Regions from separate parts of the Mus musculus genome. Here region 2 is linked to region 1. A link is a contact called in ENCODE POLR2A ChIA-PET data. All regions are on one chromosome and are shown on one strand. The core of a region is the stretch at or near the end of the contact, and the rest is flanking DNA. Distances in the headings are between cores, read along the strand shown.

Region 1 (4,622 bases), core at 933-3,432:
AGAAAAATCAATCTGTCTTTATTTTCAAATCTAAGGAACAACTCAATATGACAAACAATATAAATCATTAAACATACTGTCAGTCTGACAGTTGGAAAAGCACTGTGAGTTAGGTTATATATTTTATGCCAGATGTCTACCCTATCTAAGTATTAAAATCTGATTCTTATATATTATAATCCCAAAATACAGCCACAAAAAATTCCCACAACCTCCCAAACTCACTCTTGTAAAGTCCTTTTCTTCCCCTTGTCAATCATGGTCATGTGACCATGAACGTTAAGATGTGGCTTCTTGGCTATCAGTTTCTTCATGGTACTGGAACTAATGGAGCCATTCAAGTGGGCATGGAGCTCCTAACACAAGAGGACAATCAGTTCACAAGAGTCCACGAGATCCAGAGCCCCATACATCAGGCCCTGGTGGCCTGGTTCCTAGTTGTAGTTTATACTAGGCCAGCTACTTGGTTCAGCTATACCCACTCTACAATTTCTACCCATAAGCTTTACTTCTCTTTTGTGGAAAACAATACAAAAGCCATTATACAGTAACAAGAACTCTGTAGTTAATTCTTACCACTTTTGGTAATTGCAGATAAAAGTCTGTCTTCCCAGGCCACTGCTGTCCGGCCTCCATCACTTCAGTAGAAGGAAAAGTTTCTCTTTGCTCTTATTCTCGGCTTGGACGATAAACTTATCAAAGTGGGAATCTCTGAGGTGCTGGACTTCCTTCAGATTGCCATTTTAAACAAGACTTGCACTATGTGTGGCTCTGGGATCACTTTCACCTACAATAACAAATGTAACTATTTTCAGATCTAACATGCAAACAGAAACACAGTCACTGCTGATATCTTCTTTTTACACCTCCCAAGCCCCCTCAACCCCCTGCTCCCACTAACTTAAGTTAAGCAAAGCTAACTTAGGTGTGTCTGCAATGGGGAAATGACTAGTAAAAAAAAAAAAGAACAAGAAAAAAAAAAACACCCGAAAACTAAAAATCCAGCGTTCGTCTGTCCCTTTAACTCTGGGCTCCTTTAATCTACTGCGTAGGTCAGGTTAGCTTACACATGTAGCACGAATTTGCTTTTACAAGAAAACATGTTATTTCATATTTACGTCGCACAAACACTTTCCTTAAATGGGTTGGGTCTGTCAGGCGAAAATCCTGTCTCTGGATGGAGGGTAGTATTTGCTGCCTCCTGTCTCTGATCCTTCTGGTCGACTAGATGCCTTTATTAACATATCTTGCACGCACTGAATCATTCTGCCACACAATCTGCTCTTCTAAGACCACTAACGAGTTCCTAACCCTAAAACATTTTCCAATAACCAAATCTTCATAGAAAATTTTTCTTGATCCAGTTGGACTCCAGAACTCATACTCTCAGCCGTTACATACTACTGCTCTGAGTTAACCATTCTTCAAGTCTTTCTATTTCCTTTCCTAATCCAAGCAGACACTAAATTAGTAAATGATGAAGTTTCTACGCATCTCTGGGAGTGCTTTCTTACTGGTATCTCCTAAGCATCAAATGTAGAAACTTTAAAAGTCCAACCTGGGTTGCTTCCTTTAAACAACAACGCCACAGGGAATAATCACATCTCTTCTATAGCGATTTTCAGCAGACATACTCAATACCACATACGAATCACAGAATCTTGGAAGTGGAGGGGAGTGTCATTTTTACATGCTGAATACTTACTCACTGTAGACCTAGCACAGAATTTAGACTACATGAGAATAAACAGCACGTACAGGGGCAGTGGGTTAATAATAATCAGTAATTATCCGTAAAGGTCTCTTTCTTCACTTTCCATATGGCCTAATTTAAGATCTAAATGAGTTCTCCCTCGCAACGAGAACACTCAATAAAGGAGCAACTGTTACTTTTGTGCAAGGACCAATCTACTCTGGATTGCTTAAGATCCGAGGTGCTGGTCCTCTTTTGCCGGACCAAACCGGTATCAGGTCGTCAGCCTCCGATTCACCTAAAAATGTTCTCAAATAAGAGGATCTACACAAGTTTTTTTTTTCCCTGCAGAAAATGCCTGTACAAAGAGGTAACTTGAGCTCTCCAAGCGCTAGCTGTTACCGAAGCAGCTGGCGTGTTCCCAGGAAAACGTAATTTGGAAAGGGGGGGTGGGGGGGGGGAAGGTCAAAAAACCTCTCGCGGGTTTTGGCAGAGAGCGGTCTTCTCGGAAGTGACGCACCCAGAAGCGGATGAGCGGGAGCTCGGTAAGTGTTCTGTGTGCAGTATTGCTGAGCACCTTCTCGTCATGGGCCCGCGAGGCCGCCAGCGCCGGGCGGGAACGGTCCAGAGCACCAACGACAGCAGCTCCCTCAGCAAACGATCGCTTGCCGCACACGGATACGTGCGCGACCCCTTTGCGGCGCTGCTGGTCCCGGGACCCGTGCGGCGCACGCCGCTTATCCACCGCGGCTATTACGTGCGCGCGCGCGCCGTGCGTCACTGCGTGCGCGCCTTCCTCGAACTCACTAGCGCGCTCCCGTCCCGGACCAGAGCCCAGATCCTGTCCTTGGGCTCAGGCTCCGACTCGCTTTATTTTCGTCTGAAAGCGGCGGGCCTCCTGGCCCGAGCTGCCGTCTGGGAGGTGGACTTCCCGGACGTGTCTCGGCTCAAGGCGGAGAGGATCGAGGAGACCCCGGAGCTGCGTGCGCAGACCGGTCCTTTCAAGATCGGGGACTCGGCGTCATCTCTGTGCTTCGAGAGCGCGGACTACCGCATCCTGGGCGCGGACCTGCGGGAGCTCCAGCGATTAGGAGAGGCCCTGGATGGCGCCGGCCTGGACGCCACCTCTCCCACGCTGCTCCTGGCCGAGGCGGTGCTGACCTACTTGGAGCCCTCCAGTGCCACAGCCCTCATTGCCTGGGCCGCCCAGCGTTTCCCCGACGCCCTTTTCGTGATCTATGAGCAGATGCAGCCGGGGGATGCCTTTGGGCAGATCATGCTGCAGCACTTTCAGCGGTTGCATTCACCCTTGCATGGCCTGGAGCTGTTTCCCGTCGTGAAGGCCCAGCGCCAGCGCTTCCTTCAAGCTGGCTGGACTGCCTGCAGCGCCCTGGACCTGAACGAGTTCTATCGCCGCCTTCTCTCGGCAGAAGAGCGCCAGCGGGTTGAGACGCTTGAACCCTTTGATGAATATGAGGAGTGGCATCTGAAGTGTTCACATTATTTCATCCTGGCAGCATCTAGGGGAGACATTCTGTCAGAAACTCCAGTGTTTGAGCCCTCAGAGGCTTCTTTTCAGATAGATCCTGCCTCGCCTTCAGGGTTTCTTTCTGCCAGAGTAGTCACTAGTGACCACCAGCACTCAAGCCTGAAGCGATATGGCCACGCCTCTGCCCTCTTGAGCCCTGGCGTTATTTTCAGTGCAGGAGGCTTTGGAGAACAAGAGGGACGACACTGCCGAGTGAGCAGGTTTCACGTGCTCTCCAGATCCTGTGACTCGGAATGGGAAGGCTGCCAAATAAGTACCTTGGGGACTGAAGGCCAGTGGGATGGACGCCTTTATCACACCATGACAAGGCTTTCTGATACTCGGGTTCTGGTTCTTGGAGGAAGACTCTCCCCAGTAAGTCCAGCCTCTGGGGCTCTCCAACTTGATTTATACAAAAGTAAGGATAATTGCTCTGAGGGCCAAAATGTAACAGTAACGAAGGCTGCCTTGGAAGAAGGTTCAGTGTTGTCATGTTGGCGGCATTCAACAACGGAAGTATACTATCAGAATCAAAGATACTTATTTGTGTATGGTGGCCGAAGTGTGGCTGAACCTGTACTAAGTGACTGTCGTTTTCTACATGTAGAGACAATGGCTTGGGTCAGAATCCCAGTACAAGGCGCATCACCCGAAGGTCGGCATTCCCATAGCGCCTGCAGTTGGCAAGGGGGAGCACTTATCGCTGGAGGTCTTGGGGCTTCTGAGGAACTGTTGAGCTCTGTACTCTTTCTCAAACCAGTGTCCTCTGGATTCCTCTGGGAATCAATAGATATCCAGCCCTCCATTACCCCAAGGTACTCTCACACGGCTCATGTGTTTAATGGAAAGCTGCTTCTGGTTGGAGGGGTCTGGATTCATTCCTCCTCAGTTCCTGGAGTGACTGTTATCTGTTTGACTACAGGGTTGAGCTCTGAATATCAGATTGACACAGCGTCTGTGCCATGGCCATTAATGCTGCACAACCACAGCAGCGCCCTCCTTCCTGAAGAGCAGCAGCTCCTGCTTATTGGAGGTGGAGGGAACTGCTTTTCCTTTGGTACTTATTTCAACCCCCACACAGTGGCATTAGACCTTTCTTCCTTACGTTCAGGGCAATAAAGAATGGACTTGATATATTTAGGACCTAAGGGTGAATTTGTTGTATTGCCACACTCCCAACACACACACCTTTCTTCCTTACCACACCATTGAGCAGAGACCATAAAAATGATGATTAAAATACAGACCAGCAGTAAGTATAAAAATAAAGCATCAAAAGAGTGGCATACATCCTAGGGGCCTCAGCATCATGTGAAGAGTTTTCTGGGGTTCTATCAGTTTTCCAGTCTCAGCTCTAACAAGGAACCAGCACAACTCCTAGGTCTGAGGACCTATTATTTA
Region 2 (4,744 bases), core at 1,989-4,488, 270 kb before region 1:
GAAAAGAGTATCATAAAAATCTACAACACAAGTAGATGTTTAAGACTTAAAACATTTAAACACCGCTATTTCTCACAGAGAAATTAAGATACTCATATCTCTACAAATACACAGGTTAGCAAACAGTGTAATTCACACCTGTAATCCAAGTATTTAGGTGGTGAAGACAGGATGACAGCCCATGGCCAGCCTCCAGTACATAAAATCTTGTTTCAAATAAAACAAAACCTCATAACCTTAACAGTGGCCTGCAAAGAAATCTTTCACTTTCACTTACAAAGTTAAAGAGGTAGATCTACATGAAGATGGAACCTAGAGCCCAGGTTGAGGTACCCAAGCTCTTTGTCTACTGTACTAAGTTCCAGACTCCATTTTGACCCCTACCACTTAGAGCACTTATTTCAAGTTATGGGTGTGTGCACATGAATGCGAGTGCCCAGGAAGGCCAAAAGGCCACACTCTTCAGTTTCCTTTGCAAAAGCCAGTGCTCTTAACTGCTGAGCCAGCTTTCCAGTCCCCATTTTACTATTACATTTCTCGATTGATGTGGTGGTACACACCTCTAATCTCAGTACGCAGAGGCGGGTGGATCAGGTCCAGGTCAGCCAGAGCTATACAATAAAACCCTATCTCAAAAATTTCTATTTGCGCGCTGGAGAGATGGCTCAGTGGTTAAGAGCACTGACTGCTCTACTGAAGGTCCTGAGTTCAAATCCAGCAACCACATGGTGGCTCACAACCATCCGTAATGAGATCTGGCACTCTCTTCTGGTGTGTCTGAAGACAGCTACAGTGTACTTAGATATAAATAAACCTTAAAAAAAAAACTGGGTAGTGGTTGCACATCCTTAAAAAAAAATTTCTATTTGCTAACAGGGGATGGTACTGCTGTTATATGCAAGGGAAAAGAGTAAATCAGTCAATCAATTAATCAATCTCCAGAGCTTGGTGTGGTGGCTATACGCTCAGCATTTGGGGAGACTCAAGGGTAAGGAATTCGAGCCCAACCTGAGCTACTTAAGACTTTGTCTCAGAAAAACAAGCAAACTAACAAATTTAAAAAAATTTTTACAACTGTTAAAATAGATGAGTATGTAGAAATAATGAAATTACTAACAGGAGACTTCCTTCACTTTAAACTGCCTCCTCAGAAAACCAATCTTTCCTACTGGCAATGTGGAAGATGACTTTATCTTCTCAGCCAACTAAAAGCAGACACCACAGCAGAAATCCACGCAACTCTTAAATCGCTCAATGTACGATGGGATATGTAGTCTTGTGGAAAGCAGGCACAACAATTTTTAGTAGAAAGACAAGTCTGAAGTCAGGTGCCTGGGGCATTCAGAATAAAAGGATCATGAAATGAAGGCTAACTAGGCAATAGGAGACCCTATCTCAAAAGAAAAAGAAAAAAAAAAGAGGCTAGAGTAAGAAGAGGTCAGCCTAGAGTGTACAGAGACTTGTTTCTTAAGAATATATATGTTCTCATGTGTGTGTGTTTCAATGGGGATTGGACATGCTAGGCAAGCACTGAACCATATTCCAAAGCCTTGACTAAAAACTCTAATTGTGTAAGAGCCCACAATTCTTCAATTGTATGACCTCCTTCAGACAAAGAAGCCAGACCCAAGCGACACCCCCTCAGTTAACAGCACCATTATGTAACTATGATAAATTCGGAGAGAACACGAATTCTAGAGACATATAGATGCTATCTATAATGTGTAATCAATGTGACTGTCAACCACAGAAGCCTGAACTGAAACACAATTTGCTTCCTGCCTCTTTAGGCAGTCTTCACTACAGGACTTTTGAGTGTGACCATCTAAGTCAGAGAAGCTAGAGATGTTAACAATCCCACTGGGTCAGAAGCAAAGGTAAGTTACAGTGTAACTATCACACTCTGTCTTACTGATACTTTTGAACAGGTTTGAATTAAGGGTCATTGTGCTAGGAGGGAAAAAATATTGACATCCTCTAAACTGTATGCCCTTGTAATAAATAATTGGTAAATTATCCTATCCACTACTCTAAGTGACAAAACTAGAAATCCTATTTGCTCTCCCTTCCCAAGCAAAGTTTTTATTTGGGGTCACACCCACTCGATAGAACTTACCCTTTTCTTAGGTTAAGCAGTGGTAACTTTCTTATCCAGAATGTTATCATTTTCTAGAATTATTTAATACTGAAATTATGATAGGTCCTAGTGAAATAATTCTTGTTGGTTTACTCTTTTAATAAGAGGCCTCTGCAGCTTAATGTAAAATAGTGTAAGCCATGCCATGAACCAACTAATGGCCTGTCTCAAGAAAGCACTTAGGATCTTTCTGCAGCTACAGAGTGACCTTGGTTAGAAACCAATGGCTCTAATGGGGTGGAGACAAAAAGAGAAAAAAAAAAAACCCCAGAACCTCACCACTTAAAAGAGGACCTCTGCCTCCTCTCTGAAGGCTTTGGGATGCCAGCCTTGTCTGCAGACCTGGGGACACATACACTGACTCACCTAGATACTGAAAGATAGACCGGAGGGGGAGGGGATGGGAGAACCCTCCACATAGGAAGTGCTGCAAGAACGCGGAGGTAAGGACGTGGCCCTACCCTGGAGTTTAGGCTTTCTGCTTTCCGGATCTGCCCCCGTCCCCACCCTACCTCGTCCTCACCCCACCCCCCACCCCGGGCGGAGCGCCTCCCGGTTCCCCACCGACTGGCAATGAGGCAGCCGCAGCCAGGCCTGCTAGATAGTGGAGGGCGCCCGCGCTGCGTAGGCCCAACCGCTCCCGCGCCCAGCCGGTCCTCCGGCCCTGATCCCGCAAAGTGGCCTCACCAGGGGGCGAAGAACTCGACTAGCATGAGCCCCGCCGAGCCCGTGTCGGAGACGCGACTCTCGAAGTTTTCGTCCGTCAGTTCCAACACATCGGAGGCGGCGGCGAGACGGGCCGAGGCGAGCAGCAGCGCCACGCCCGGGAGCAGAGCTAGGCAGCTGAAGCGCATGGCGGCGGGTCGCGGTCGGAGGGCCGGGACCGGAGAAATGAGATGGGAGAGCCCGCAATCTGCAGCCGCTTGCCTGCGCTCGCGCGTCTGGCCCGGGCAGACCCGCTGCCGAGGTCCCAACCCCCTAGGCCTGCTCGGGGCCCGCAGTGTGGCAGCCGCCGATTGGCTGCGTCACGCAGCGTCGGGCGGGCGGAACAGCTGGTAACTGCCGATTGGCGGGCGCGCGGGGCGAGGCGGGGCGGACGCTTAGGCGAACGCCCGCCGGTCTGGCTGTGGCGGAGGCCTGGACGGGGGGTCGGTGGGAAGTAGGGGGCTCAGCGAAGCCGGAGCGGCCCTGAGCGCCACCCGCTGGGGAGGAGTGAAGCTCTGGGCGCCGGCGCGGAAGGCGGAGGGGTGAAGTCAGGGCTGAGTGGGCGGAAGTGAGGCCCGCGAAAGGGCTGGAGGGGAGCTTGAGCTGTCTGTCCGGCTCCCTCCCTCCGGGGCATTGGGGCGCGCACGCACTTGAGCGCACCGCGACACGTTTTCCAAATGTCAGGCTGTTGCTTTGTCCAATTATAGGGCGTAGTAAGTCTACATCCTGCCGCTGCCCTACCTCGTATCCTGCTTTGTCAGGTCCACGTGAGGTCTGTATTCTTTGTCCAGCCTTAGGCCTCTGCCCTCCCTGCCTGCTGCTCCCCCCCCCCCCATTGTTGTTTGTTGGTTTGTTTGAGAGGGTGGGTAGCTGAGGATTGAGCCCAGAACCTTGCACATTGCTGGGCAAGTGATCCAACACTGGATTACATCCCTAGTCCTCTTTTGACTTTTTGAGTCATGTTCACACCAAGGTGTCCAGGCTGGCCTTGACTTCATACTGTAATCCGCGAAGGTCTAGAACTTTCCATCCTCTGGCCTCAGCCTCTCGAGTGGCTGAGACTGATAGTGTGCACTACGTACTAATAGGCACAGGCTCAGCTTTCACCTTTTTTTTTTTTTTTTTTTTTTTTTGAGGCAAGGAGGATTGGCTGCCCTGGAACTCACTATATAGACCAGGCAAATGTGGAACTCAACAGAGATCCACCATCCTCTTGAGACTGGAATATCTGTCTACACTGCCTGCCTTTTAAACTGATTTTTGTTTGTTTTTCAAGATAGTTTCTCTGTGTAGCCCTGGCTGTCCTTCACTAGGCTGTCTTTGAGCTCTGAGATTTGCCTGCCTCTATCTCCAGAGCGCTGGGATCCAAGCCATGGGCCACCTGCCTAACATTTAAGCCTAATTTTCAAAAAGAAGTGTTTAATTACAAATGCTGTCAGAAAGTGAAAATAACCCGAATATTTAGTTAGCTGTGAAGATATTTCTTATGACTTTTGTTTTTGTTTTTTTTTTGTTGTTGTTGTTGTTTTTGGCTTTTCGAGACAGGGTTTCTCTGTGCAGCCCTGGCTGTCCTGGAACTCACTTTATAGACCAGCCTGGCCTCTAACTCAGAAATCCGCCTGCCTCTGCCTCCCAAGTGCTGGGATTAAAGGCGTGCACCACCACTGCCTAGCTTCTTATGACTTTTATGTCTTTTGCTTAGATGAAAAACAAAATCCGTACCGAACAACAACAAAATACCTTTGAGTCTTTCAATGTGTTTATTCTTAACTGCTCATAGCTTTTTTTGTGTGGGCTTCTTGAATCTCTAAAAGGCAAAGAAGCTGGGGGAGGAGAGAGCCTGCTAATTGTAGTATAATTCTTAAGCATGACATCCTTGGTTCTACTTTCTTAACAGACATG

The links. ChIA-PET counts read pairs that join two places held with the same protein, here RNA polymerase II (POLR2A).
Region 2: POLR2A ChIA-PET joins it to region 1 with 22 read pairs in embryonic stem cell. The contact joins the promoter of Catsper2 here to the promoter of Lcmt2 in region 1. POLR2A ChIA-PET finds 5 or more read pairs at or near these places in 4 of 5 experiments (Patski and embryonic stem cell).

Annotation. Positions count from the first base shown.
Region 1 is chr2:121,138,258-121,142,879 of GRCm38, reverse strand. It overlaps Lcmt2 (leucine carboxyl methyltransferase 2), which reads left to right and starts at 2,182. Exons shown (of 1, transcript NM_177846.3): 1 at 2,182-4,622. The coding sequence starts at 2,280. The coding sequence ends at 4,340. Adal (adenosine deaminase-like) reads right to left here and starts at 787. Exons shown (of 10, transcript NM_029475.2): 1 at 577-787; 2 at 226-356. The coding sequence starts at 636.
Region 2 is chr2:121,412,286-121,417,029 of GRCm38, reverse strand. It overlaps Catsper2 (cation channel, sperm associated 2), which reads left to right and starts at 3,238. Exons shown (of 13, transcript NM_153075.3): 1 at 3,238-3,614; 2 at 4,740-4,744. The coding sequence starts at 4,742. It overlaps Pdia3 (protein disulfide isomerase associated 3), which reads right to left and starts at 3,128. Exons shown (of 13, transcript NM_007952.2): 1 at 2,825-3,128. The coding sequence starts at 2,991.